Regions from separate parts of the Homo sapiens genome. Here region 1 is linked to region 2. Evidence: read pairs that join two places in POLR2A ChIA-PET (ENCODE). Cell type or tissue: PC-9. All regions are shown on one strand. Links, peaks and the distances in the headings refer to the core of each region. The heading gives the core; the rest is flanking DNA.

Region 1 (2,930 bases), core at 155-2,654, 180 kb after region 2:
GGTGATTGGGTCTTTTAACTAGATTACCAAACTTTTAAACTCTATTAAAATTACATTTAAATAATAACTCCTTTGAGTCTTCAGTCTTACATTATCATTTTGTTCTCCCTTTTTCAATTCTATCAATTAAAGTAAGTAAATTCTTATTAGTACATATAAAAACGTCCTTGAAGTTCTGGTTTTATTTCTCCTTAATACTAAGTTAATGAAAATATAAAGCAAGGCATTTGCATAGTATGCCTGATAAGAAAAAAATCAAGAACAGGCCAGGTGCAGTGCCTCATGCCTGTAATTCCAGCACTTTTGGGAGGCCGCGGTGAGTGGATCACCTCAGGTCAACAGTTCCAGACCAGCCTAGCCAACATGGCAAAACCTTGTCTTTAAAATTAGCTGGGCGTGGTGTCACATGCCTGTATTCTCAGCTAGGCAGGAGGCTGAGGCAGGAGAATCCTTTGAACTTGGGAGGCAAAGGCTGCTGTGGGCCAAGACTGCACCACTGCACTCCAGCCTAGGCAACAGAGTGAGACTCTGTCTGGAAAAAATAAAAAAAGAAGAAGAAAAAGAAACAAAAAAAAATCAAGAACAGATTATGAGAAAAATCAGATTGGGGCGTAGCTCCACACATCATTTCACTTAACCAAAAAAAAATCCCAATCCCTGATTTACGGCATGTGTTCCGAATAAAAGACTATGCAGATGTTAATTTAATATTTACAAAGAGTAGTTTGACCTCAAAACTATAGCAGTTTTATTACTGTGAATTTTTTGCACACACCTACAGGTTATATAACCTAAATATTTATTAAGTAGTCAATTCTATCTTCCTATTCTGGTTTACTGATTAAAAAAGCATAACATTGTTTCTTGATAATCCTTTTAAATGTGGAAAGAATGCCATAAAACCCTTTCCCAGAGATTATGAATTCTGGCTTAACTAAATTATTAGAAAGATTATACTTGTTGGAGTTATTAAGTTTCCTTTTGGGGTGAATGTAGGGAAGAAGTATGAAAGTTGAGCAATCTGCAGGGCAAGAGGAAGCAGAGTTACATAAGCCATGCTTGGGACACAGTTTAAATTCAGAGCTTTAGGGAATGCTTTACAGAAAGGGAATAAATTACTCACCTGGCAAAACTTGGTCCAACAGTGTAACTGCAATAAAGAATACATTCTGGGGACAAAGTACTCTAATTTAAAGTATGTTAAATACAAAATTAAGCTTAAAGAACACCTAGCTGGCACATCTCTCTATATATATTTTATGCCACAGAGTTATATTGACAAGTGAGATAAATTACTGCATACCTGGGAGGAGCTGTTGGATAAATAATTTTTATGTGTTGGAATGTTAAATCTTGATTTAAAACCTGCTTGATCCACATTCTTAATCCTTGTCCAGAATCACCTGATGAATCAAAAAATCTAGATTAAAATAAATATTTTAGTAATACAATGCATTTCAAAGCAGTCTAAAACTTTTATGTCACACAGAGGATGGAATAAAGGATTTAAAAAAGCTCCATACATCATAATAACCATATAGAAACTGACTTACTAATATGAATTAACTAACTAGGTCTCAATAACTAGCAATAATTTTGATTATTTTACTCCTGGCTTCACCATTGATTACTCTGAAGATCTTGTTTAAGCTTAAGTTTTAAGTTACCTAATTTGTTTAGTGGGTAGTACAGGAATAAATAAATAAATTGATTTTTCTAAAAAAAATTTTATTTCTGTATTTATATGTGACTTTTAATAGTCATTTCTTATCATATTCTTAATAGTAATAAATTCCTAAAGTGACTGTTAAACTTCTGTAGTTAGAAGAACCTAATTTTCTTGGTTAAAAAAAGTCCAAAATGTGTGTTCAGTGTAATTTTATTTTAACTTGAAAAAATCATAATTTAATTTTGACAACATGTTTACATGACCTAAAAGAAGAATTATCTACTCCAAAGCTGGTAAGTAATAAAAAGCCATATAAATATTAATGTATATGTATTTACAGAAAAAAATGGAAGGAAATATAAGTCCATCTTATGGAGTCCTGAGGAGGAAATTAAGGTCACAACTTTAATTTTTTAATCAATTAACTCATTAAGGTATCAGTTCAAAAACTGCCTATTGAATCCCTGTTAATGTGTCAAGCACTGTGTTCACTGCTAGAGAGGCAATGATGGTGGGGTGAGGGAGGAATAGAGTCCCTATTCTCATGGAGTGTGTAGCATATTGTGAAAAACAGAAATTAGTCAAAAAATCACACAAATAAATGTGAAAGGCAAATGTACCTGCTTCAAAAATGAGACACTTGGTGTTGCAAATATTTATTTTATTCACAACTGACTGGGTTTATGGAGTTCAACAATAAATGCACTAGCCTATAAACTCTGCAAGAGGAAGTTTATGATGTATTTTATCTGAGTTATTTGTTCACATAGTGCCTAGAACAGGACTGACAAAAACTGGGTATCCAAATATAGTTGCTGAATGGTTTGAACTAAAGTCTACAGGATGGTGAGAAGTGCAGGGCAGAAGAAAAAAGTATCCCAGGGCGAGGAAAGGGCAGGTGCCAGGATTCTGGATAAGAGGGAGCAGTATGACATGTAAGAACTGAAAAGCAGAGAATGAAAAGAGCAGTGTCTATAAAATGAGACCAGAGAAACTGTAGGAACGTGACAAATCTGTTCATGAAGAAGTCATGAATATTTCTGACAGAAAGGTTGGCATGATTCTAAAGGATCAATCTGGAAGCTGTGTCAAGACAGAATTGAAAGAGAGCAAAAGTAGATGTACAGAGATCAGTTAGGAAACTACTGTTCATGCTTAGACTACAGCGATGATGTAGATAGAAACAGATACTAGAGAAATTTAGGTGGTAAAATTAATAGAGATTGGCAACGGATTTGTTATAAAGGGTCAACAGTAAAAG
Region 2 (2,930 bases), core at 284-2,783:
AGTGTCCTCTTACATCTCCCTTTCCTACCCTGACAAACATACCCGTGAGCACACATGTGCATATGTGCAAACACACATATGCACAGACACACACAAATCCTTTTCATTCTGGCCCTTTCATTTACTCTACAAATGTAACTGAGTTTACTCTCTACCAGGGACTTTTCTGCAAGTTGGAATATGAAGAAGAATAAAAATAATTATGGTCTTTTCTCTCATAGGAACTTACGCTTTCATATGGGAGGCAGATCTTTGTCAAATGACTACTCCGATGTCTACGAGTACGAATTTCAATAAAGATTTTGAAGGCAAGCCTGAGAGTGCTATCAATCTGAAGAGAACTATGGCAACCTCCAAGAAGAGATGGTCTCATCAATAAATTCTGGACAAATAAAGAGGGATAACTAAAATTTATCACCAAGAAGTTCTCCCGATGCAAGGCATCCAGTTCCATGCTAAAAGCATACCGAACTTGGAAGGACTTTAGATAAGCTTTCAAGGTTCTAAACTTCAACCTGGTGTGGTTTGCAGTTTCTCTGTTGCTAGGTACAGCTCTTGCTGGCTACAGTCCATTCTGCATAATGCTCTCTTGGATTTTCTTAACATGTGGAGAGACAGGTTGATAATCCTGACTGAATTTCCCAAAGTTACTGATTTGTGCTGTTTCGGGATACATGAAAGTTCTGATTGAGACTTACAAGACCTTGGGCAAACAAAGATGGCTGACTATTAGAGGGAGGAAATTTTGATGCAGCTGCCTGTGTAGATACCCACATACTTCCCTTTCTATGCATTATATAACCGGATGTCATGCCCCATTCCAGTCTTGTGGACTTTTCATAACCAGTCTTTTTATGTGTTGTGTGTAAAGTTTGAAATAAAGCTGGCTTTGACTACCATGCCATAGAAATGATGGTTTTGATTCCAGGTGTGTCAGGTAATAGAAAATTTTGGACTTGCATTTTTTCTTTACAATCAGTTTATATCCCTTCAGTGACATTTTCATTACCTTTGTGTGTCTGTTTGTAGATTTTTTTCTCTGCATAAGTAGACAGATGTTATTTGCTATGCACTCCATGTTTATTTTAAGAAATTGGATCATTAAATCCACATCTCATGTTTTAGCAAATGACCTTCAAGTATAAAATGAGGTGAGGGCTGTTATTTTTAAGAAGAAAGGAAAGCTTTGTGAAAGACCATGGTGAGTGAATTTTGCTGTATCTGCTTCTGTTTTCTCCATTGTTCACAAGAAAACCGCTTGTCTGATCTCCAAAGTAATGGTTGTTTTATGCTCTAAAAGAGCTCAAGCCCCCAAATAATGAGGCTGATGTAACACTGGGAATAGTCAAAGGGGATAAATCCCTGATGTAAGAAAACACAGTTTGCTTTGTATGTTCTTTAAGAGTTGAACACTGAAGTGATCCTGGAGGTATTTGCTGCACTGCTGAGGTAAGCACAATGCTTTAAAATGGTCTGTGACACCCGCAGCAACATTAGTAATTAGCCAGAAATGTAAATGGTAGGTCAGCAAATCTCTTTATCATATTAAGAGTGATTTTAATTGCCAGGAATTTGTTTGCTTTTTTCATACTCTTAAGTATGATGTAAGGTTTCTACAGCTGGAAAAAAACAACTTGTTTCCTCACTTATATAGAGTTTGTAGTGTTGTCTGGGCTTTGGATTTTGTTTTCTAGTAAACTTATGTCTCTATAAATTGTCTTAATCAATAAAATCCTCATCTTGCAACTACTGGGAAGGCCTAGTGGTACTGCTACTGAATCTTGTGGGCATGTTCAGTAAGTGATAACCTCTGTCTCAACTGGGGCCTGAAATAGGATGGCCCAGATGACCGCACACACACACACACACGCACACACACACGCACTATAATTATGTATAATACAGCAATAATACTTGATATGATTTGGCTCTGTGTCCCCACCAAAATCTCATTTCAGCTGTAATCCCTACATGTTGAGGAAGGGACCTGGTGGGAGGTGATTGGATCATAGGGAGGTTTCCCCCATGCTGTTCTCCTGATAGTGAATGAGTTCTCATGAGATCTGATGGGTTTATAAGGGGTGCTTCCCCCTTTGCTCTCACTCTTTCGCCTGCCACCCTGTAAGATGTGCCTGCTTCCCCTTCTGCCATGATTATAAGTTTCCTGAGGCCTCCCCAGCCTGGTGGAACTGTGAGCCAATTAAACCTCTTTTCTTTATAAATTACCCAGTCTCGGGCAGTTCTTTATAGTGCTGTGAAAATGAACTAATACAATGATTGTTATTTCACTTAAATAGTATACATGCATAGTCGTTTCAGAATTAACTAGGATTCCCATAGAAAACAATTTTATCAACTAGAGTACAGTACTTGTGCAGTTTCTTTGGACTTTAGTTTCACAGAGTTCACTCATTTCCAAAGTTACTTAGTCAGCAACTTTCCCTTCTGCCCCTTTAGTGAGGTTACTTCATATTTTGTAATATAGTTAGAAGATTTTGTAGCATTCTGGATGCAATCCTGAAATCTCTGAACCTTCTAAATGATTTTTTTAGAATTTTCAAACACTGAAGTCCACTCTTGGTGTCATGAAGTTTCATGAGTTTTGTCAATAGCATCATGTCATGTATCCACCATTAAAGTATGACGCAGAATACTTCCACCACCCCAAAATGTCTCCTGTGTGGACGGCAAACACTGACCTGCTTACTGCCTCTACAGTTTTGTGTTTATCAGAATGCCATATAAAAAGAACATATAATATGTAGCCTTTGCAGACTAGCTTCTTTCATTTGGCATTACGCATTTAAGATCTATCCATGTCTTTGCTTGGTTTGATAGCTAACTTATTTTATTGCTGAATAGTATTCCATTGTATGCATGTACCAAAATTTGCTTATTTATTCACATCTTTGTTGCTTCCAGTTTTTGGC

The links. ChIA-PET counts read pairs that join two places held together with the same protein. Peaks named below come from ENCODE experiments on the same cell type or tissue, not always from the same donor. Only the 100,000 strongest peaks of a DNase experiment are listed, where the experiment ranks them.
Region 1: POLR2A ChIA-PET joins it to region 2 with 5 read pairs; 2 of 35 experiments call an interaction of 5 or more read pairs at or near these places.

The regions. Positions count from the first base shown.
Region 1 is chr1:219,177,620-219,180,549 of GRCh38, reverse strand. LYPLAL1 (lysophospholipase like 1) reads right to left here. Exons shown (of 5, transcript NM_138794.5): 2 at 1,304-1,403. Among named protein-coding and RNA genes, the nearest start is that of LYPLAL1, 5.2 kb to the right of the region's middle. RefSeq lists an enhancer at 2,698-2,930. In PC-9, for the core only: no CTCF peak of the experiment used is centred there; no DNase peak of the experiment used is centred there; H3K27ac peaks cover 766 bases.
Region 2 is chr1:219,357,775-219,360,704 of GRCh38, reverse strand. It overlaps a transcript of LYPLAL1 not described here. Among named protein-coding and RNA genes, the nearest start is that of LYPLAL1, 190 kb to the right of the region's middle. In PC-9, for the core only: no CTCF peak of the experiment used is centred there; no DNase peak of the experiment used is centred there.